2 separate regions of the Mus musculus genome follow, and region 2 is linked to region 1. Evidence: chromatin loops called from intact Hi-C (ENCODE). Cell type or tissue: left cerebral cortex. All regions are shown on one strand. Each heading gives the region's core, and the rest is flanking DNA. Links, peaks and the distances in the headings are about the cores only. Region 1 overlaps Cox4i1 (cytochrome c oxidase subunit 4I1). Region 2 overlaps Fbxo31 (F-box protein 31).

What was found. Peaks named below come from ENCODE experiments on the same cell type or tissue, not always from the same donor. Only the 100,000 strongest peaks of a DNase experiment are listed, where the experiment ranks them.
Region 2: it touches region 1 in a loop (3-fold over the local background); 2 of 42 quality-filtered maps call a loop at or near these places.

Annotation. Positions count from the first base shown.
Region 1 is chr8:120,671,654-120,687,466 of GRCm38, forward strand. It overlaps Cox4i1 (cytochrome c oxidase subunit 4I1), which reads left to right. Exons shown (of 5, transcript NM_009941.3): 3 at 1,072-1,239; 4 at 1,568-1,699; 5 at 2,318-2,556. The coding sequence ends at 2,454. It overlaps Gm39265 (a long non-coding RNA gene), which reads right to left. Exons shown (of 3, transcript XR_879259.2): 3 at 13,536-14,450. Among named protein-coding and RNA genes, the nearest start is that of Cox4i1, 11 kb to the left of the region's middle. In left cerebral cortex, for the core only: CTCF peaks have their summits at 4,264, 6,957 (motif pointing right) and 8,946 (motif pointing right); DNase peaks (open chromatin) are centred at 4,135, 6,978, 8,951, 9,710 and 1 more place.
Region 2 is chr8:121,557,642-121,565,641 of GRCm38, forward strand. It overlaps Fbxo31 (F-box protein 31), which reads right to left. Exons shown (of 9, transcript NM_133765.4): 3 at 2,745-2,821; 4 at 2,282-2,449; 5 at 1,379-1,453. Among named protein-coding and RNA genes, the nearest start is that of Fbxo31, 17 kb to the right of the region's middle. In left cerebral cortex, for the core only: a CTCF peak has its summit at 1,118 (motif pointing right); DNase peaks (open chromatin) are centred at 4,204, 4,546 and 5,446.

The DNA of each region.
Region 1 (15,813 bases), core at 3,654-11,653:
AGTAGCTGCCGTTCTTTTTCTGATCATTGTCTCCTAGTTTTAGGACAGTGTTTTTGTGATTGTTCAGTCAGGTCTCAAGCTTGAGCTCCTCCTGCTTCCGCCTGCCGGGTGCTTGGGTTCAGCGTGTGCTGTCAGGGCCAACTTTATGGGATGCTGAGGGTTAAGGTGGGAGAGTAATCCCGGCGGGTCTGTTGGGGTGGGGTTGAGCAGAAGAATGGAGACTCACTGGTTTTTTGTGCACCAAAGTAAATACACAGAAGGACCACACGCAGCACTGCTCAAGGCTTTGTCTATTGTGTACCAACATGACCTGGGGAAAGCATTCTGCAAAGCTTTGTCCTGCAGACAGCCGGGTCAAGTTAGAGCTTTAGCAACAGGAAGCCCTGGGGGCACCATCCAGCTTGGGTTCTTGTGGCCTGAGCTTTTGTCCTGGTGAGGCCACGCTCACTGTGATGGTTCCATGGAGCAGCTGGAGCCTCCCCTCAGGCTGGCACTCTCCACTGCTCACTTTGGGCTGACTGGACTGTTTTGAGTGTTTTAAGTGGGAAACATGGGAAGGAAGACAGAACTAACCTGCCGTGAGTCTGCTTGTTGAGCACAGCAGTCTTCCCTCAGAGTCTCGAGGGCCACCCTCTGCTTCCTGACACACGTGCATTCCTCCAGTGGGACCCAAGCCTCCTGTACTGCTCAGTTCTCACTTAGAGTGTGAGCCCATGGGGGGGTACAGGTGCTTACTTGTTTCCTGACACTGCCATCCAGACATGTCCAGAGTTAGCCTCAGTGACCAGTAGGCACTTGGTAAGTCCTTGGCTGCCAGGGTCACGGTGACCACCAAGACTCTGCAACAGTCGCCTTTCCCTTTTTGAATTTTATGTTCTGAGTATGAGACCCTGCGGTTGGGTCTCCATTTAGTCCAGTTGCTTGTGTGACTAACAACCCTCAGCCCTGGTCCTGCCCCTGGTGACCGAGGGGCTGCTTAGGTCAGGCTTCCGTCTTAACCGTTGACCGTCACCGCCCTTCTGCCTAGACTGCCGTCCACACGGGGTTTCAGGCCTCTCCAATGTGTTGTAGGGAGTGTTGTGAAGAGTGAAGACTATGCTTTCCCCACTTACGCTGATCGGCGTGACTACCCCTTGCCTGATGTGGCCCATGTCACGATGCTGTCTGCCAGCCAGAAGGCGCTGAAGGAGAAGGAGAAGGCCGACTGGAGCAGCCTTTCCAGGGATGAGAAAGTTCAGTGTGGGTATCAGAGGGGGTGCACAAACACTCAGTAGTGTGTGGAGGCGATTGCACTGGGTCAGCTCTCCCAGCTGGGCTTCTAGATACCCATTCCATACTGCTGGCTTGGCCAAACGGGAGCCATGTGACCTCACAGTCATGTGACCTCGTGTCTGAGGGCTGTGCTCACAGCTCTTCATTTTCCCCTTCCATGTATGCTGGTGTGTGAGTGCAGGTGTGTGCACAGTTGTGTGTTCTAGCCTAGCCTGTGCAGTCCCTGGGATGGGTTTATTCAGGGAGGGGCTGAGCCCTCTGTAGGTATTCTTTACCTTGCATCTGTCTCATTCAGTGTACCGCATCCAGTTTAACGAGAGCTTCGCCGAGATGAACAGGGGCACCAATGAATGGAAGACAGTTGTGGGCATGGCCATGTTCTTCATTGGCTTCACTGCGCTCGTTCTGATTTGGGAGAAGAGCTATGGTAAGTACAGAGGGTGAGGTAGGCCCAGGACAGCTATAGCTCTTGGTGCTGTTGGGGTCTTATGTGGCCTCCAAGCCCACATAGATAGAGATGCTGTGATCATGGCAACAGTTATGAGCTGCAGCGTGCCTTTGTGGCCAGATGGTTTGCTTTGTATAGAATATCGTGTTCTGTAGCTTAATTAAGCCTCATGTCCACAGAGGACTGCATAGTGTGAGCTAGGAGACCCATTGGCTGCGTGGCTGGCTGTTCCCAAGCATCTGGAGTCTGGGATGTCGGCCTTTTCCATAGTGTTTGGACACTGTTGCGCTTGCCTGCTCTCTGACATGCATCCTCTCTGGGTCAGGTTGTGTTGCATTCCGAGCAGGCCCTCCCCTCCTGAGTGTGATTGCAGACTACTAACATGCCAGCCCTCTGAGTGGCACCCCTAGCTGTGTGCTGGGCCACCCTGCAGACTCTGCCACTGACAGCTTAATCCGTAGGATTTCCCTGCTGACCTTTCACAATCGAGGGAGGTTCTGAGATAGGAGTTACAGTGCCCTGGATTAAAGCCCGTGTGAGAGAGGGGTTGGGCAGGTGGCAGGGCAGCCTTCCTCACCAAGTTGTTCTGTTCCACAGTGTATGGCCCCATCCCTCATACTTTCGATCGTGACTGGGTGGCCATGCAGACCAAGCGAATGCTGGACATGAAGGCCAACCCCATTCAGGGCTTCTCCGCCAAGTGGGACTATGACAAGAATGAGTGGAAGAAGTGAGAGCCCGCTGCCTGCCGGCTCCCTGCCTCCCTCACTCCCTCGGCATGCTGGAAGCTGCCGTATCCAATGGTCCATGCTAATAAAAGACCAGTTTACGTGGTGTCTGTGTGGTTCATTCTTTGGCAGTCACTAGATGAAGGTACCTGTCTCCGGAGAGGCTAGGTTTCTCACAGTGGAAGTGAGGAGGGTTTAAGGTTTTTGCATCATTACTCTGTGTGATGTCAGGTGCGTGTGTAGGGAACAATGTGGGGCTTGGTGTTCGCCCTTCATTTTGCTGTGGTCAAGTTCAGGTCGCCAGGCTACGTGACAGAAGTTTCTGTCACTTAGAAGTTACTACCCACTGTGATGGGTAAATATATTCTGAGTAGGGGACTTGCGTTTTAACTTGTTGAGGAAGAGTGTATAAAAATGGAACCTGACACCATTGCATACACTAGCAAGATTTTGCTGAAAGGACCCAGTTATAGCTCTCTCTTGTGAGACTATGCCGGGGCCTAGCAAATACAGAAGTGGATGATCACAGTCAGCTATTGGATGGGTCACACGGCCCCTAATGGAGGAGCTAGAGAAATTACCCAAGGAGCTATAGGGAACTGCAACCCTATAGGTGGAACAACAATATGAACTAACCAGTACCTGGGAGCTCTTGTCTTTAGCTGCATATGTATCAAAAGATGGCCTAGTCGGCCATCACTGCAAAGAGAGGCCCATTGGACTTGCAAACTTTACATGCCCCAGTACAGGGGAACGCCAGGGCCAAAAAGGGGGAGTGGGTGGGTAGGGGATTGGGGGGGTGGGTATGGGGGACCTTTGGGATAGCATTGAAAATGTAAATGAGGAAAATACCTAATTAAAAAAAATGGAACCTGTTAGGCAGTGGTTACTTCCAGCATGGGGCTTGGGAGGCAGGGGCAAGGACAGGCAGATCTCTGAGTTCTGGGATAGCCAGGGCTGCACAGGGAAACCCTGTCTTGAAAAACAAACAAGCAAAAAAATTGAAACTAGACTGACTACTATGGTGGTCTGAGAGATTGTAGGTTATGACATTTTTACATGGTCTTAAAATCCTGTTAGGGTGGTGTCTTAGTCAGGGTTTCTATTCCTGCACAAACATCATGACCAAGAAGCAAGTTGGGGAAGAAAGGGTTTATTCTGCTTACAATTCCATACTGCTGTTCATCACCAAAGGAAGTCAGGACTGGAACAGGGAGCAGGAGCTGATGCAGAGGCCATGGAGGGATGTTCCTTACTGGCTTGCTTCCCCTGGCTTGCTCAACTTGCTTGCTTATAGAACCCAGGACTACCAGCCCAGAGATGGCACCACCCACAAGGGGCCCTCCCCCCATTGATCACTAATTGAGAAGATGCCCCACAGCTGGATCTCATGGAGGCATTTCCCCAACTGAAGCTCCTTTCTCTGTGATAACTCCAGCTGTGTCAAGTTGACACAAAACCAGCCAGTACAGGTGGCCTGACATAATCCTGTGTGGTAGCCTACAGAAATTGCCGGGAGTTACTTTAGTTCTTGAAATTGTCACCACTGAATAGAGGTAACTTTGGGGCTGTGCAGAGCAGGCCAGGCTCTAACAGCTGGCCAGGCATGGTGACACTGTCTCCACACCAGCACTTAGAAGGCAGAAGCAAAGCCAGAGTGATGACAGTAAGTTTGGGGACAGTCCGGCTGACAGAGTGTTCTAGGCCAACCAGGGCTACGTAGACCCTGACAACCAAATTGCAGTGAGAAAGCTGGGATGTGGCCGGTAAAGGGATGACTGCCCAGCATGCCTCATGTTCCAACTTCTGCCACAAGCTGGCAGCAGCAGAGCTGCAGCCTGCAGAGCAGTGGCTCTGTGAGTGCCGGCCTGGCCCCTGATGAGGACTTGGAAGATTCAGCCTACTACCTTGTCCCATGTAAGCACCAGAGACCCTGTCTGGAAGGGAAGAGATCCTTGAGCTTGGACGGTGCTCATGCAAGAGGGGGGCCTAGCGAAGCGTAGCTGTGACACGGTGGTCCAAGAAGTCAAGCAGGGCCTGGGCTCTCTGCATGGCTACAGCAAGCCGAGCAGGAGCCATGGTCCCGCTGTGGTTTCTCCATAATCTAGAAAAATCTGTTTTTATTTGTTTTTTTTGAGATTTTCATATTCAACATGGTTTTAATTGGGGTTCAGCAATCCTAGCCTGTGATGAGTCATTCTCGTTGACACAGGGTTTGAGTTGACATCCACTTTTCTTTTTCTTTTTTCTCCTGGGAGCGTATTAATGTCCTTAGTTGTTGGGACAAACATATAATCGTTCTTTTTTTTTGTTTTGTTTTGTTTGCTACAGGGTTTCTCTATGTAGTCCTGGTTGTCCTGGAACTAGCTCTGTACACCAGGCTGGCCTTGAACTCACAGAGCTCTCCCCTGCCTCCACCTTTCTGGTGTCAAAGGCATGTGCCACCATGCCTGGCTTCCAGGTTTTTACTGGGAGCCTTATTGTAGGATTAGTGGTTTGTGGAGGAGACCGGTCATGGGTTTTCATTGAAACTTGTATACTTTTTTTTTTTTTTTTTTTTATTTATTATATGTAAGTACACTGTAGCTGTCTTCAGACGGGCGTCAGGTCATATTACAGATGGTTGTGAGCCACCATGTGGTTGCTGGGATTTGAACTTCGGACCTTCGGAAGAGCAGTCGGGTGCTCTTACCCACTGAGCCATTTCACCAGCCCCGAAACTTGTATACTTGATACTAGTTTTTTGGTTCCATTCTCTCTCTCTCTCTCTTTTGTTGTTGTTGTTACATAAATTCAGGTCACAGTGATGGCTGTTGTTTTCAATGGAGGACTTAAGTCAGAGGGTTGAAGTGTCACGTCTCTCAGGAACTCAGGTCCCCCCCCCCCCCCCCGAGTCAGCTCGGACCTTCTGCCTGGGAGCACAGCTCCGTCGTGAAGATTTCTCACATCCTTCCCTAGGTTTGCAGCTCCTGTCAGAGCCACTGAAAGACATGGAACTTCCCTTTGCTGTGGACCTAAATCAGAGCCAAACCATCCTGCAGAATGCTAGGAAATGTCCTTTTTTTTTTCCAAGATAGTTTATGCTTCCCTGGGACTCATGACAACCCTCTGATATTAGCACCCCAAGTGTTAGCATCCCGGCATGCACCACCACGCCCAGCTCTACTGCACTGTTTTTATGGCAGCATGTCTAGTCCGCATGCGCAGAATGCTGTTTCTCCGTCGGCCAGTGGTGGGCCTTTGGCTGTGCACCTGCCGCTTCTCTGCTCATTCCTGTGCACCCAGGTGCGGCACCTTTCTTTCTGGTCACCTTGTTTCTGGTCACCTTGCACTTTTATATTCTTTGCTTTCCGACTGGGCACCACTTACATTGCCGCCGCTGGCATCTGAGAAGCGGCCACTGCTGAGCACTGGCAGGGGTCGCACTCCATTAGGCCTGGGCTGGTGGGAAGTCACCTTGGACCTCCTCTGAAGCTTCCCCAGGACTGGGGTGGAGGAGTCTTGGGGCCCACACCATGGCATAAAGTCTTCTCCAAAGGGAAGGGTCTCAACAAGCGCAAATGTCCCTACCCCTTCTGGAGCAGTACAGGGCTTGAACCTGGGGCCTCTCATACACGCGCAGGCAAGCATTGGGTTACTGAGCTCCATCTCCAGGCTTTGTGCTTGTTCTTTAAAGAAGAGTGATTTCAGAGCTGGGGAAATGAATCCGTGGTTAGCAACATGTTCTGCTTTTCCAGAGGACCTGAGTCTGGTCCCCAGCACCCACGTCAGATGGCTCCAAATTGCCTGTGTAACTCTAGCTCCAGGGGACCTGATGCTCTCTTCTGGGCTCTGCCGGCACTTGCGCTGCCAGAATCATGCCCCCCATAAACACAGCATTAAAAAGAAATCTTGTGTTTTTGGTTTGTGTTTCCTGAGACAAGGGTTTCTCAGGTGTCATTTTTGTAGACCAGGTTGGCCTTGAACTCATAGAGATCCACCTGCCTCTACCTCCTGAGTTTTGGGATCAAAGGCATGTGCCACCACATCCAACCCTAAACCATCTTTAGCAGTGTAGTGGTTCCTGCTTTTAATCCCAGTACCCAAGAGAGCCAGGTTTTTGAGGGCAGCCTGGTTTACATAGTTTCAGGACTACATCCAGAGAGATCCTGTTACATCGAGAGCATTATTCGTTTAGTATGTACTTTGTATATGTGGGTGGGTACGTGGGTGCTATGTTGAGTGTGCAGCGGTCAGAAGGCAACCTGTGGGTATCAGTTCTCTACTACACAGGGGGTCCAACTCAGGCCGTTCAGGCTCTGCAATGGGAGACTTTCCTGAGGAACCACCTCGCCGGTCCATGCTTACGTCCTTTGTCATTCCCGAGACACACAGCTCTGGCCAAGAAAAGGGCCTAAAGATACCTTTTCAAAGGGTTGTCTTCTGCTCCCGGGCCTCTTCACTGGCCCCTGTCTCCTGAGTTTGGCACCCACCACAGCTGTTTCCATGCACTGTATTCTCAGCTCTGGACAGCAGGGGGCGCTCGGAGATCTAAGCAAACCGTGTAGAGTTGGAGCATCCGAAATCTGAGCCAAGACTGACTGATGTGGGAGTCAACTCAGACTCAACGACGTGGGAGCCTCCCATGTTGGTCTTGTTGGAGCACCTGGGACACTGCCTGGGACATAGGTACTTCATAAGTGCTTAGTAAGGGAAAACATCCAAACCCTATGGGTGGGCCCACCTCGAGGGGGCTTCTAAAATTACTTCATCTTTTTGTTCTTTTGCTTCCCTTCCCCTATGAAGTCAGCACTGAAATCAGCCAGACCTAAATACCTCAGGGTCTCCCTCAGCTGCCCGCTGAGCTAGTGCAGGCTGTGGGCAGCATCTTGCTTTGGGAGGGATATTCTGGGTTCCACTCCTTTCGGAAAACACCTGTGCCAGGTTGATCTAGGCATGGACGAGGTGAGACTTGGGGATGAGCATAGAAAGCAGGTATTCTCATCCTTGAGGAAACTGTTCCTTTAAGAATCCGATGGTTGGGCTGCAGAGATGGCTCAGCGGTTAAGAACACTGACTGCTCTTCCAGAGGTACTGAGTTCAATTCCCAGCAACCACATGGTGGCTCACAACCATCTGTAATGGGATCTAATGCCCTCTTCTGGTGTGTCTGAAGAGAGTGACAGTGTATTCACATACATTAAAAAAAAAAAAAAAAGGGAAGAAAAGAAAAGAAAAATCATCCAATGATTGATAGTCGCTTGGTATGGTGGCAATCCACTGGTCGCTGGCTGCTTGCGCTTTCCAAAATGGAGGATTTTGAACAGAGGGTAAAAATCCAAGGCAGTGAGGTTTCCCTAAGCTTTCCCAGTTTTTGCAGTGAAGTTCCACAGTGTGGTCATTTAACCGTGAGTTTCGACCATCCTTGTGACAACTCAGCTCTGAGTGCTGCATGACGTTTGCTGACACCCATGGGGTCCCGAGGCAATACTGGTAGAATAGGCTCAGCAAACCTGTAACATGCTCACACAGGATGCCCGGCAGGCCCCTGAATTCCTGTGGTTCCTGGTGGAACAGTTTTCATGGTCACTAGAGCCTCCTTAGGAACGGGACACAGGACTCTCAGGACATCTGGAGTTTGCACTGCTGTCACGGTGCAGGTGGTAGTAGGACTACCTGGCAACCAGTGATAAGAGCTCAAAGGTGGATAGTCTGGTGCTGTGGACTGTCAGGTTTCCCCAGTGACCTGAGTCACTGCACACTCACTTCTAGGACTCCCCTGGGAAACTGGCCTCACATAGGTGTGGCCCCTCCATCCCTGAGGTGCTGAACAGGGTCCAAGGGGGCAAACTGACATTAATAAGCCTGTTGGTTTTCCTGGAAATTAGGCAAGTTGGGGGTCACCACCCTACCTAATGGGGAGCCCCAGCCTTTGGACAGGCTGGAAGGGCAGGGGTGCAGAGTTTGTCACCACCTAGCAAGTAGCTGTAATCTAGTGTCTATGCATAGCCTATGATGGTTATATGACTAGCTCTACGCTATCCAGAGCCATCTAGGAGAAAGCCTCCGAGCACACCCATGAGGGATCGTCTTGACAGGGTTAACTGGGTGCGAAGCCTTATCTTAAAAGTGGGCGGCACCATTTCCTAGGCTGGGGCCCTGGACTGAGTTAAGGGAAGACAGTGAACTGAGTGCCGACACTCACCATTTGTTCCTGACCTCGGATGCTGCGTGGCCAACTGCCTCTTGCTCAAGGATGGCTTCCCTGCCGTGAATTATGAGCCCAAATCAACTCTTTCTTAAGCTTGCTTTTTTTTTTTTTTTTCCTCCGAGACAGGGTTTCTCTGTATAGCCCTGGCTGTCCTGGAACTCACTTTGTAGATCAGGCTGGCCTCGAACTCAGAAATCCACCTGCCTCTGCCTCCCAAGTGCTGGGATTAAAGGCATGTGCCATAATTTCTCAGTCACAGGAAAAAAATCACTGACATATGGGAAACTGGCGGTCACATCCCGAGTGAACAGCAGGGGGTGCAAGGACTCCGTGCTAGGCCTGGGTCTCCAGTGGCTCTCCTGCCCCCCTGTACCTCGCCTTCACAAACCCGCTATGCCAAGGTCTGAGCTATTTAATTTTTAAATTTCTTAGAAATTAAAAAAAATTAAATTTAGGGTGGTTTTAAAATTTAAAATGGTTTCAAGTTCTTCAAACTTAAAACCATTTAAAATTACATTTGTTTAATTGTGTTAGTGTATGTACACCACAGCACCTGTGCAGAGGTCCCAGATCAGTTTGTGAAAGTTGACCCTCTCCTAGCATGTGGGTCTCTGAGGACAAGCTGTGGTTCCCAGACCAGGCCTTACCTGCTGCGTGTTCTCCCTGGCCACATCTGTGAGTCCTCTGCTTGATCTGGACAATCCCTGGGAATTGTGTATCTTCCTTGATACTGCTGTAGTTTTTAAGGAGAAATAATTACTTCTACAGATGACCCAGAGCCACCCCAAGGAAGGGACATAGGCATCTCCATCTACAGGAACACTGACCTGTCCCCCACACGGGGAGGGGGGACTGCTGGCCTCCCTGCAGTCATTTCTTTAAGTGTGCTATAACTCTGCCCAAGAGAGGATGAGATGCTTACCCTCAGGCCACGGGCCAGCATTGCCAGGCCACGGGCCAGCATCACCAGGCCATGGGCCAGCATTGCCAGCCGCTTTAGACATTTCAGCTTACCTCTGACCACGTGCTGCCATCTGTCCCAGCTGTTTCCGCCTCTCTTTGCAGCAAGCTGCCCTGAGGAACGAGGAAATGGAAACTCAGGGAGGTTGGCCAGTGTGTGGATGGGTAACGTGGGGCTTGCGGTGAAGAGCGAGGCCTGGGTCAGAGGCTTTGCTTCTTGTCTTGATGTCCTTTGGCTCTGGACACAGAGTTGCTGAGGTGTGGTCTCACTTCAGGTCCACTTCAAAGGTGCTTGCACTGGGGCCAGCTGGTGTGGGGACTCCTCTGCTTTAACAACTCGAAGAACAAAGTAATACCTGGGTAATGTATTTTTGAGCACCTACTATGTGCAAGGCACTATGAACATAAAAGGATAGAATATGTGGGGTACAGCTCCCACTGAGGAACCCAAGCTCTAGAGGGGACTCTAAGTTTTATCCTCACCACCACCACAACCGCCACTGTCACTTCAAACACTATTGTTATCAATACCAACTGTCATCAGAATCATCACTGCCATTACCATCAGCACCGCCATAGCATGGCTTACGCCACCATAATCACCACTACCATGGTCACCATCTCTATCATTGTATTCACTCGAATTTTTCGAATCACCATCAATAACTGTTACCACGAATGTGGCTATAACCATCACTGCCTTCCCCCTGCACAAGCTAGCGCCTGGTCCTTCCATTTGTGTAAGATGTCCATGCATCCCCCTCCTCCTCCTCCTCCTCGTCCTCCTCTTCCTCCTCCTCCTCCTCCTCCTTTAATGTAGCTTAATGGGGCTGATAACTTGCCCCCTTTATTTTATTTTTAAAAGATTTTATTTATTTATTTTATGCATATGAGTACACTGTAGCTGTACAGGTGGTTGTGAGCCATCATGTGGTTGTTGGGAATTGAACTCAGGACCTCTAGAAGAGCAGTCAGTGCTCTTACCCGCTGAGCCATCTCTCCAGCCCCGCATGCTTCCTTCTATCCATGTTACCAATTATGCCACGTGCTTCTTACTCCGGGCATAGTGGGCAGGAAGCATAGTTCTGGTAGAAGTGGGTGGCTTCTATATGCTGGTTGTCAAGTAGACAAGAAAGTCCTGGTGGGAGCAATCCCTGATCTGCCATCTCTACAGCCTGGCTCTGATCATCCTTAAAGAGTAGCCTGAAGTTCACAGCATGGGCTCAGGTCAGACTGAAGCCTCACACGCATGAGCCGTGGAAGCTGGTTTAGTCAGAGATGGCTAGGAACTGGCTTCTCTGCTGGCCACCGAGACTAGCCACTGTTCTGGTGGCAGAGAGTGCCACCGTCTGGAGCTGACCACATGCAGTTAGAGGGTGTGGCCCCTGGGGATTTTAATGCTGGGTTTTGTGTGTGGAGACTTGTGGCTCCTGACAGCTTGACTCCCGGTGTCACTCCCGGGTTGCCATCCATGTGCTGACTGGGCTGGGCTGGAGGGCTGGGGAGCATGGCATGTGTTTTTTCCCCTTTAAAGGACCTTGAGGAGAGTTTGGAGGAGGACGTCTTTTCAGATTGGGGTCACCTAGGAAGTGGAGTCATGAGGCCCAGAGGACTTTCCCAGCCTTCATGGCCGGTACTTCCTCAAATGTCCCTGTGGCCTTTTCAGAAAACCCCAGGTTGGGAGGCTGGGGTATGAGGAGTGGAGTGAGGACTGTGGAGGAAGGAGTTCCATGTTGGGATGTTGGGGTTCTTGGCCTTGCACTCGTGTTGGGGTGCCTGGTTTACATCATCTGGTCAGAGCCAGGCTCAACGTGCTGGCTAGTTTCATGTCAGCTTGATACAAGCTAGAGCCATCTGGGAAGAGGGAATCTCAAGGGAGAAAATACTCCAGACCAGACCGACCTATAGGCAAGCCTGTGGGGTATTTTCTTAGTGACTGTTGTGGGAGGGAGGGCCCAGCCCATTGTGGGCAGTGCTGTTTCTGGGCAGGTGGTCCTGGGCGCTCTAACAGGCAGAGCAAGTCTGGAGGCAGCATCCTTCCATAGCCTTTGCACCGATGCGGCCTCCAATTCCCACCTTAAATTCCTGCCCTGATTGCCCCATGAACCTGGGACTCGAGAACTGAAATAAAGCCTTTCTTCCTTAGCTGCTTTTGGTTATGATGTTTTTTAGCGGTAGGAATCCTCAGGAAGACAGCAGAACTGATGTGTGTGTGTGTCTCCTTGGAGTTTTGTTTAGCAATGACCTGGGTTGGGGTGAGGGTTCAAAGTGAAGTTTCCTCCTCTCACACTCGTGTAGTCTGAGGTCCAGGTGGGTGGAGCAGGCTCGTCCAACTTCTGGTGTTTCATTTTAGTCTCTCCTATCTGCCTTGTGTCTGTCACATCTCCTCAACGATGCCTTATAAGGACAGCCGTCAATACAATCAAGGGCCATTTTCATCTGGAGTCGTCTCATTGGGATCCTGCTTGCACACAAGGTCACACCCACGGTGTTAGGAGCCCAGCCCTCAGTAGATGGCGCTGCTTCCCGAAGCTCACCTCTGCAGCAGGGGCGCAGCTGGCCTTGCCCGGGACTGGGACTGGTCACAATCTCAGCACCTGTGCACGAGCCCCTCCCCCCCCTTTTTATTTAAAGACAAGTTCTCATTTATAGCACTGGCTTCATGGTACTTGCTGTGGGACTCAGGCTGGCCTCAAACTCATAGCAATTCTCCTGCCTCATCTCCCAGGCGCTGGAGTTAGAGATGTGTGGCACCACATCTTGAATGTGCCTTGGGAGTTTGTCTTCCTGGACACAGGAGGCACATTTTGTCCCACTTTGTTCCCAAACCCATTTCTCAGAGCACCGCTGGGCCTTCTTGTGGCCAGCCATGCACCCCTTGCTCACTGCTGGTGTGCAGGTGACTCGTTATCTCTGGCCTAAGCCCACTGGCCATCCCTATTCACACAGACTCCACATGGCCACTCCAGCTCCCAGGACTTCTGCTAGAGGCTGGGCGACGGTTCCAGCTGCAGGCAGAGCAAGGAGGGTGTGTCTGGGCTTACTGCAGGGCAGAGGGCCCCATATTCAGAGTTAGACTGTGGCTTTTGCACTCCTGGACCTCACAGACCCCACCCTGCTGGCTGCCAGCTATCCCTGTGTCTTGTCACTGATAGCCAGCCAATTCATTTTCTCTTTTTCTCACTCAAGCGGGCTAAAGTTGGGTTTATTATTATTATTATTATTATTATTATTATTATTATTATTAAGACAGGGTCTCTTAGGACCCCTGCTGGCCTTGAGTGCAGTATTCAGTAGGGATGACCGTTAACCCCCAACTCTGCTTCCTCCACCTCCTCCTGAGAGCCCAGATCCCAGCTGTGTGACACCTGAGTTTTGTCTTTTGCATTTTCATTTATAACAGGAGACCAGGCTGGGCATATAGATTCCGGACTTTTGGGACCCTAAAAGCTGAGGATCCACCCCTCCTGAATACACACGGAACTTAAATCCTGGTGTGCAGCAGAGACCTATACCCAGTGGGTCTCTGCCTTAGGCCATTAGGCCTGGAGACTCTACGAATCTCAGGCTGAAACTCAGCTTTAAAACATTCAAAAGTTCCTGCATACCTGTGCAGGGGCTTCCCTGAGTTCACACTGGTCCTGTGCTCCCAGAGCACACAGGCGTGGGGCAGCTGTGCCCCACCTTCAGGGCCAGCCCCTCATGCTTATGAAGCCATGGTTGCTGCCAGGGTTGTGCTGGTAAAGAAGTGTGCTGGCCCCTGGCCACAAGCTCCCACCCCCCAACCTTCGCATACATAGTAATAGAAGCCAGGGCCTAGGCGCCTGGAGGCCAAGCTGTTTCTGCTGAGAGACAGCCCTCTCAGATGTTTATGGAATAAAGATCCTCGCAGACCCAGGGATCAAGACAGGAGGTATTTATTTCAGATGTCAGCAGCCTGGCTTTTCTTCTGGTGCTCGGAAAAACCTGGCAGGTTCCTTTCATGCAGGGTGTGTGTCAAGGTTCTTCTTGTAGAGGGGGAGGGACAGCCACTTGTGGGTTGGCCTAACAGGCCTGGCCCCTGGAAGCTGACTAGAAGGCCCTTGGGAGCCTGAGGCATGACCTACATATAAAGCACAACCACGCCCAGGGCCTTGAAGCAGGGCCTGGCTTTGCTGTTCCGTTGCCTGTGTGCAGTTGCCTGGGTTCTGAGGAAAGCTGCGGAGGAGGTCAGTGTCTTCACCTCTGGCTCACAGGGTACAGCACCCAGCTAATGTCCTTGTTTTCACTCAGAGCTAGAACGAGAGCCGACCAGGTCCTTTCCTTAAGACTCTAAGGCAGCGGGCTTCAACCTTCCTAACTCTGGTCCCTTTAGTACAGTTCCTCGTGTTATGGTGACCTCCCAACCATACAATGATTTTCATGGCTAACTTCATAACTGTAATTCTGCTAGTGTTATGAATCGTGATGTAAATGCCTGATTGGCAGAATATGTGCTATGCAACCCCTCTGAAAGGGTCAATCAACCGCCCCCCCCCAGGGGTGGCATCCTATAGGTTGAGAACCATTGCTCTAAGGAAATGCGTCACAAAGGCCAAGGCAGGGGCCTCTGAAACAACACAGCTCTGTGCTCAGCTTCGCCTCTACCCCGATCCCATAGGCTCCTCTTCTCTCCTTTCTCAGGCCCAGTAGGTGAGTGCTGGGTGACTCTTCACTGAAGCATCGGAGACTTCCCTTGCTTGAACCCTTGAAGGAAGGCGTCACTAGACTCTCCTGGGACCCTCTGAGGAGGAGACGAAACAGATACCTCTAGGCAGGGGCTGGTCTCTTGGACATGGAGCCTCTCCGTAGACAGATGTCACCACACTCCTTCCTTAAAATAAAAAGGCAAAAGAAAGGGCTTTCTTCATAGGCTGTTTAGCAACCCCGGGGAGGGAAAAGCAATCAGGGACATGGAAACGGGCCTGGGGTGTGTTGTGTGCTCGCCCGCAGAGCCCCGGGGCCCACACGCAGCAGGACTCAGCCTGGGAAAAGCAGAAGAGGAAAAGAGGAAAAACATGCTGGGTTGAGCAACCAGGAGCCCAGATTGGGGCTGAGGCAACCACAAGCCATGGACGCCGCAGCTGCCTGGCGTTGGCACAGAGGCTGAGCTGGCCATGGGGTGCAACCGAGCAGGAAACACCCCCCACGCCCCCAGAGCCAGGCCTTGGGTGCATGCGTGTGTGTGTGTGTGTGTGTGTGTGTGTGTATTGGGGGGGGGTAGTGTGTGTGTGGGTCGTGGTCCTGCTCCTGCTTGCTGTCAGGATGGGATTGTGGCCCACTTACACCTTCTGGAGAAGCCCAGTAATAATTTGGTGACCAAGCACAGAGCTGATCAGCTAGCATTCAAACTAAGGTCCCGGTGCAGGGTTCTATAAGCAGCAAATCCCAATGCCTGCCAGAGCCTGTCCTTGTGTGACGCTAGCCTGGACATCCCCTTGCCACACAGTTCTTGTCCTGAGCTGTGGCTCCTAGAAGACTCTTGGCCTGCTTCCCCAGGAAACCAGGTGACTTGTGCCAGGGACTCTGTTCCCTTAATGGTGTGGTGCCCTCCATGCCCGGCTCCAGCCTACTGCCACCTTGGGATGTATAGAGTTCGTTCTGAAGTCTATGCCAAGGTCTGTACTTCAGAATGTTTAGAGCAAGAAGAAAATAATCAGCTGAGTGTGTTACACGTGCCCCAAACTCCAGCCCTTGGGAGCTTGTGATCAGAAGATCACATAGAGTTCAATGCCAACCTGGGTAACATAATGAATTCCAGGCCAGCCTGGGCCATGGTGTCTTAAAAAAAAAAAAAAAACAGACCAGGAGGGAGTAGAGGAAAGAAAGGACAGCTATCCCTTTAGCCTGCTGCCCAAACTTAAGTGGTTGCAACTTTGGTGCATTTCATTCCTCTTCGTTGCATATTTCTGTATGTAATTGAAACCATGGCACAGGCTCAACTGCATTGCCAGTCCCTGCCTTTGTTCGAGCATGCTTCTGCTGTGGTTTCTGCCACAGTTTGGGATGGACTGTCACTGAATGCATTGAAGAAAGCATTTCATAGGGGGATCGTAAAGGTACATTCGAGTCCTAAAGACAAGGGCGCCCCAGTTTCAACAGCCATCCTGGGTTATGGTGGTGGTGGTTTTTGGAGACTGGTCTCATAGCTTAGGCTATCCAGGAACTTGCTGTAAAGGCAGCAATAGGACCATCCT
Region 2 (8,000 bases), core at 1-8,000, 880 kb after region 1:
CTCTGTAGACCAGGCTGGCCTCAAACTCAGAAATCCACCTGCCTCTGCCTCCCAAGTGCTGGGATTAAATGTGTGCGCCACCACGCCCGGCGATCATGTTTTTAATTTTAAAAGGAACACAATTTATTTCTAAGCCTCAAATAGGTGACAGACGAAATAAAACCACCTGAGTGGGAGAAAGGAAGGCTTCAGTGTCACACTGAGCTGACTGGCGCTAACGTCACGCAGAGGCTGGCCTCTGGGGTCATTAGGAAGCCTCCAGCACACAGCTCGGGGTCAAGAAGAGTCATCACCAGGGCGAGTCCCAGCTACACACACAAGGACAGCATCAAGGCCTGGCAACCAGCTCAGGAGTGGTGATCATGCCTGGCACTGGACAATCACCATCTTATGCTCCCAACAGCCCCGGAGACAGCCAGCGGGGATGACAGGGCTGTACTTCCTGTCTCCCCGCCTCACTCTTCACCAGACACCCAGCTCCTCGTAAAGTACAGGCGCCTCACTCCAGCCAGGAGCACGCTGCATTTGTAATCAGGAAAAGACCCTCCCTTCAAAGCCATCGAGCCAGGTAGAACCCCAGAGCCCATCCCATCAGGCATCTCCAGAGACTGAGCTCATGACCTCTGTCTAAGGTCTTAACAGACAAGAGCACACTGGGAAAAAAAAAAAATGAGAATTCCAATAGTCTCACAAGCATCAAGCGGCGACTGTAGGAGAACAGAGTTAAATGGCATTGTAAGAACAGGGACTTCCCCCAAGGGCAAGCGCTGCTCACCAGAACACCCATGTGGGTCTCCACAGACCCTGGGAACTGAGAACGTGGCTAAGGTCTAGCCATCATAAACGGCTCCAACAGACACCCACACTCAACGATGCCACGTTCCTCTTAATGGTGGTGTGGCTTAGACGCTCACAAATCAAACCTCAAAAGCAATATAAACTCACTCGGGCAAATGGCCGGAGGCCCAGCACATGGGCATCCACTGTGCTGCCATGCCCTAGACACTCAGGCCACCAGGCTCCTGAGTGAAGACAGCCGCTCTGAACTGCCCTCAGAGCCCCCTGACTGCCCGTGGAGCAGCGGCTTCCGGAAGTGTGAGTGGGCAAAGCCGCCAGCAGAGGGTGCGGGAAAGCACAGCGAACACTCTCAGCCTGGTCGCGGAGACTGGAGACCGTAACCTGTGGATGTTTCTGTAAGGCGGACCTCGGCACACTGCACAGTCAGGGCTGGGGGACAGAGTGCCACCATTCCAAACGATGGGCCCTCACATGCTCTACCTAACCCAACAGGAGGAGGCCAGGCCAGCGCCCACGAGAAAAAGACAACCGGCCACGCAAACGTCTCTCCGCAGCCTCCCTCCCAGGCTTCAGGACTCACCTCCTGCCTCCCACCGGACATCCTGTGGTGATCTGTCTGGTTACACTTGGTGGAGAACTCGTCCCTCTTCACAATCTTCCGCGTGACCGTGGAGGGAAAAGGACGAGGAGGGTGGATGAGTCCCAGTGTCCGCCAACTACGCTCCCCACCAAACCCACTGAGATCCAAACGTGTCCAGTGTGGTGGTGCAGGCTGCAACCAGCTACCTGGGAGGCTGAGGCAGGAGACCCCAGTTCTGCCTGAGTAAGAGGGTGAACCCCAGGCCAGGCTGGGCAACCTAGTGAACTGTCTCTAGGAGGGCTAGGGTACATAACTTGGCCTCATCGGGGATACCTCCGGCATGCTTGTGGCAGAACTGTGAGGACCTGGGTAGCAGTGTGGGGCACAGGCTTGTGATCTCAGAGCTGGGGAAGTAGAGGGGGGGGGGGGGCAGGGGGGATCTCTAGGGCTCAGCAGCCAGCACAGCATGACTGGCTGGCCCCAGGTCACAGCAAGAGACACTGACCAGAACACAAGAGGGATGGCTCACAGGTAACAGCAAAGAACACTTGAAGCCACTCCCACCTCCACAAAGATGCACACACAAGCCCAGGTGAGTGCATGTCCACAGACATCCTCACACAGGTGGCATGCATACATGCCCACCCAAATAAGTTTTTTAAAGGGCAATATTCCAGTGGGCTCTGGCAACCCCCATCTTCACATAGCCTCACACAGTGTCCCCCACTCTACTGAGCTGGACCACCCACAACCTGCAGCCACCGGGTCATGGTAGAACTGTGAAAGGCTGTGGCTGAAGGTGCGCCCAGCAGGATGGCGCTGGGGCTGTGACAGCCAAAGGAAGACAGACAGCCCTTCACCTCACATGCATGTCGCGTCACAGAGGACCCAGCTCTCCTCTACCTGGATGTGGCCGTTGTGGGGCCCTTTGTGGCCGTACATACACTCCACTGTAGCCGACTTCCTCTCCATCAGATGGATTCTAAACAGTGGCTTGAACCGCATGGGGTCTCCCACGTGGGGGTCATGAGGTGGCAGGTACATCCAGCCAATGATGAACAGTCCGTCCACCTGCAGCAGACACAGTGGTCACGCCAGGCAGGGTGCTGTCTCTCAGCCACAAGTTCACACCCAAACCTGTGTCCTCAGGCACGAGCCTGCAGCTTCTGCATCCAGGAGCTGAGGGCCCTGTGGCCCTCAAACAGTCCAGGGGCACACACAGAAGACCAGAAGACTGCTTACAATAAATCTCTGTTCACTCCGAAAGTAACATCTGGCCCTGAAAGGAAACCCCTGGGGCGGCTTCGCTGCCCATCTTCAGTGTGGCCACTTCCTGCACAAGACCCACCACGGGACTCCCACTCACCACGACGTTCAGCAATCCTCCGTACGGCCCGATATCTGGCTGCCACAGCCCCAAAATGTGTCTGTATCGGTGAAGCACTGTTGGGACAGGAGAGACACAATTACCCAGCATGCTCCTGGGGCAGAGGAAACACCTCCACCAGGAGCCACTAGAGGTGACAGTCCAGCCTGTGCCTGTCACCATGGCCACTTCTGTTCACAGGGTGACAGATGGGTGAATCAGGATGATCCTGAAGGCCATGGAGTCACAGATGGCTACTGAGCACAGCTCACATTCAGGGTAACCAGACAGGACCACAAAGGGACAGGGACCAGAGGCCTTGGCCTGGGATTCAGGGAGAGGGACAACCCAGCCTTTGGACACTGTTGAAGAACTGCCACCACCACCCCCAGGTCCAGCCCAAGACCATCACAGGGGTTCTAAAGACAAGGCATGGGTCACCGGCTCAGGCATAGGCTCTCGGCCTTTTAGCTACAGTGAAGCCGCTGTGACTTGATGCTTACCTCTGAGCCACTGCACTGACAAGCAGGACTCCCAGGGAAGGGCCAGGTGCCGGGCACACTAATGTGGACATCTTACTCTGAATGCACCAACCACCAGCCACACCCTCAGCAGCTACAGTAAGTGTGATGCCACCAGCCGTTTCCAAAGAACTACAAGGACGCACAGGCTGCAGGCACACCAACCCCAGGGACCACAGCTTCCTATGGTGGCCTCGTCACCTCTGAACTCATAAGCACAGACAGCATGCAGCACATGAACCTGGAGTACAGAGTAATGGGGGCACGCGTCTAGGAGTGGCCACTGTGTCATCCTGCAGCGTAAGGAGGAGAGAGCCCACTAGAGAGATGGCTCAACGGTTAAGAGCACTAACTGCTCTTCCGAAGGTCCTGAGTTCAAATCCCAGCAACCACATGGTGGCTCACAACCATCCATAATGAGATCTGACACCTTCATCTGGTGTGTCTAAAAACAGCTACAGTGTACTGACATATAATAAAATAAATCCTTAAAAAAAAAATTAAGCCGGGCATGGGGGCTCACGCCTTTAATCCCAGCACTCGGGAGGCAGAAGCAGGCGGGTTTCTGAGTTCGAGGCCAGCCTGGTCTACAAAGTGAGTTCCAGGACAGCCAGGGCTACACAGAGAAACCCTGTCTCAAAAAACCAAAAAAATAAAAAATAAAAATAAAATAAAAAAGGAGGTGAGAGTGTAAGAGGGAGTATGAAAAAGGTAATGTTCTGCCATCGCTTACAATTGAAAAATAATATATATTAAAAAGAAAAAAAAAAGCTGGTGAAATGACCCATTTCAGAATCACTGGAGAAAAAACAACTGCCTTCACAAACATTAGTGACCGTGTGCTGCAGGAACTGGGACGACAACTCCATCTGGCTGGGCCAACGTTGAGTTACACACAAACCCTGGGAAGAAGCCAGCCTCCTCCCTTCCGCTCACACCAGCCAGAGAGCTGGACATCCCGAGAAGAAACCAGCCGCTGCTCCCAGCACTTAGTCTACAAATGCCTACAAAGCCCACTGAACCAACCTGCCTCCCAGGGCGAGTCCTGTGCTATCTGGAGTGACAGCCCAGACTCACCCAGGACAAAGCCAGAGAAGCAATATTCTGAAACACAGCAAAACCTCAAACATGGCTGCCACCCATGATGGAAAAGAACTGAGTTTATGTCTTCAGGTCCCTCTGCAGACCGTCTGAGCCTGGGAGTGGCCCACACTTCCCTCTAGTCCAAAAGAAAGATGCGACTAACCGTCCTGTCTCATCCTAGTCACTGGGTCACAGCCAGCAGTCCCCGGTGCATGGTAAGAATCAGGAGATGAGATCACCCTATGCATCTGCTGTTAGACTTTCCAAGGCGCTCCCCGCCACTCTGGAGGAGTCAGTGTTAGCGGCTCCTTGGGGAGGGTCGGGGCTGGAGCTCCGTAGGGGGCTTCCCACCACACTCCAGTGTGCGGCCCAGGCATCTCAGGGGCCATCACATCCTGTTACCAAGTCCCTCCTTGTCCTTGGTCCTGCACCTGCCTCTGACCTCAGGAGCACCCACGGTCACTCTAAGTGACAGACAGACAACAGCTCCATCCAAAGACAGGAGTCCCTGAATACTCTAATACACTGGCAGTGCACAGATCTGTGGCACCTTGAGTCGGCTTGGGACAGTCCTGCCCTCAGGACATGTCTCAAGGTTCTTCTCAGCCCATCCAGCCCAGGAGCCTGGGGTCCAAGGGCCTTCATCTTCATGCACAAGTCCCCCCTCAGGCAGCAGCCCAGGTAGGGCCTGCTCCCAAAGCCTTCCTGTGGCAAGGTGTCACAGCAGGCTGGTGAGAGAGCCCGCTGAGAGCCCAGCTGGCGCTACGTGCCTGGAAGCCAAAGGTGAAAGGGCAAGAGGTCAGGTGCTGGGCCTCGTTTTCTTCTTCTCTGGCACACCAGGGGCTCACTACCAGGGATGCCCCTACCAAGTGCTGTGTGACTCAAATGTACTTGAACCTTGGCTGGACAGCCACCGCCACCCTGCCACTGACAAGCCGCAGGGCCACCAAACAGGAGGCTGAAGTCCAGGCACTCAGCAGCACCACCCAGAAATGAGGAGGACTCCACACTCTTCACAGACCGCCGGGAGGGCTGAGCATCCAGGCAGTTCCAGAAATATCTCATGTGGCCCTACATGGGGCCAGCTGTCCTCAAGGCTTCCCAGAACCACGCCCCTCCTCCCCACCTCCCTTGAACCCGGTGGGGCTGGCAGGACTTGCGGCTCTCTCTCTGCTCAGCAGAGAGGGCTACTGGGCCCAGGACACAGTGTTCTAGAAACCCCGTCCAACACCGTGTGGGAAGTGTCTGCAATCTGCACACCGCCAGCCCTCCCAGGTCCCGTGCCCTGCCATGTCCAAGTCTTCCCATACCCTGGCCATGACCTTGGCAGTCAGTCCACCTCTGTGCCAGCCAATGTAAGCAAAGGTGTGTGTTAGCAGCTATTCAAAGTGCCAACACAGCCCAGGAGCACACCAGACAAAGGCAGCATGTCACAAAGCCGGGACTGTCCCCTCGGGGAGCCAGAACCTGGTGTCCAGACCTTGGTGGCACTCTGGGAAATAAGTCACAAGCTTGTCGTTGCTTTTGTTAGACAGGAAAAGGTCATTCACAGCCTGTTTGTTTGGGTGGGGGGTGGTTGTTGGAAATAGAACTCGCCTCCTGCTTACTATACGGCCAAAGCCGGCTTTGAACCCAATTCTCCTGCCTCCACCAAGAGCAGGAACGGCAGGCAAGACCTCTCCAGCTCTGGTCTTTCTTGACAGCTGAAATCCTCTCCCCAATCCTCACAGCATCAAAAAAAAAAAAAAGTCTCCTGCGCCCAGTCAGAGAGGGAAAGCCGGTGGCTTTTTTTATTTTTATTTTTTAAATCTTATTTATTTGTATGTGTGTACACATGTGCCACAAGGAACCTGGAGGCCAGACAACTGGATGGAGTCAGTTCAGGTAACCAGGCAACAGGGCAAGCATGTTTATCCACCCCTTGTCTGACATGGGGGGAGGGGAGGGGAGGGGAGGGGAGGACCGGGACAGTACACAGGAATGTCCTGTGCACTCACACAAGTAACTAATAAACGCAGATGTTGGTTTACATTTCTTCTGGGGCCTTTTTGGGGAGGAGGGGAGTCTTGTTTTGTTTTTGACGGTAGTCCCATTCTATACCTCACGCTGTCCCAGAACTCACAGCAATCCTCCTGCCTCAGCCTCTTGAGTGCTAGGCTGACAGGCACGTGGCGCTGAGCCCAGTTCTGTGTTATTTTAGAATGGAGGAGCTTTAGAGGCCTTTATTCTCTGCTCTACCTGACTTTTTCTGCAATTGCATTAAAAAAATATTAGTGAGCTGTTCTTGCCTAAACCAACAACTGTGTTGTGGAGAACGTCTTTTTGTATTGTATGGCTGCAGCACCTGTCATATTTTGAGTCTGAGTCTTATTTCTGGGAGCACGGGGCTGGGAGGCAGAACCTGACCTAACTTCTACAGGGCTGCCCAAGACCCTAGAAGCTACTGTGGAAACTCAGTCCATACACAGAGAGCCTAGGCTACCACTCAGCGCGACCCACCACAGCTGCAGCAGAGGAAAGGAGAAAAAGCCGGGACAGCATCTCCCAGGGTGGGAAGCGAGTCTGCCCGCCCACCCACCCGCCTGCTATCGCCCATGCAGCAGCAGCAGCAGCAGCAGCAGCCACAGCGCAGGGCGTGAGGTACGTACGGCAGGTGTACACATCTCTGTACTCCATGTGCTCATAATCGGGGAGAATTTTCATGAAGCGTCCTGACTTCACTCGAGGATTTATACCTGAACGGACACAGCAGGAAAGGCTGAGGGTCCCCTCACAGGTGAGCGGCTGCCATGTGATGTGACCTGACATCCTCTTCCTCCTGCTACTCCTACTTCTGGGGGGTCAGACAGTGCCAGACTGGCCAGGTCAGCTGCACTATGGGGCATGTCTCCACGTTTATTGCGACTCGCTGCAGCCATAAACTCTGGTGGCCCCTGGGATCCAGGAGTGGGAGAGCAGTATGGCTGACAGGTCCGTAAAGTCGTGGAGGGTTCTGTCCCTACAGAGGCACGGCTTCACACTCTCCTGTCCTCACGATGTGTGTTCTAAGACATCACATCTCTCACTGCTGAATCCAGACTGGCTGGAGCGGCCACCTGTTCAGGGGCTCAGGCTGACTCCCCTCAGCCATCAGGCCCAGCTTAGGAGTGTTTGCAGACTTTCAGAACCTCAGCTCCCATACTCAGTGTGCAGTACGCTCTGGCTGATGCAAAGCAAACACCCAGGTGCTAAGAGGCAGGCAGAGGCTGGCCCTGCAGCTGCAGCACATTCACAGAGCCAGACAGCAGAACGCCGCTGTCCTTGCCTGCCTGTCTGCCTCCACCACACGACAACGTCTCCAGACCCTGTACCTGGGAGGGTTCTCCCTCAGGACAGAGGAGCACAGCTCTGAGGAACGCCATCCCTGTGTGCTCCATGGGCTGTCACGAGACACTGACACCTGGCCAGCGTCCACAGCTGCGTCCCTGTGAGGATGAGGCTGCGGCACTCATCACTCCTGGGGGGCAAGCTGTGCTGCTAGCTTGTAATGAGGGTCAGGCAGCCCCGCAGCCACCCGACTGCAGTGTGGGACATATGAGCCCCATGGATTCTGAAGAGAGGCTAACGGGGGGCAGGGATGCTGAGCTTAGAGGGAGAGGCTCTGGGGAGTGAA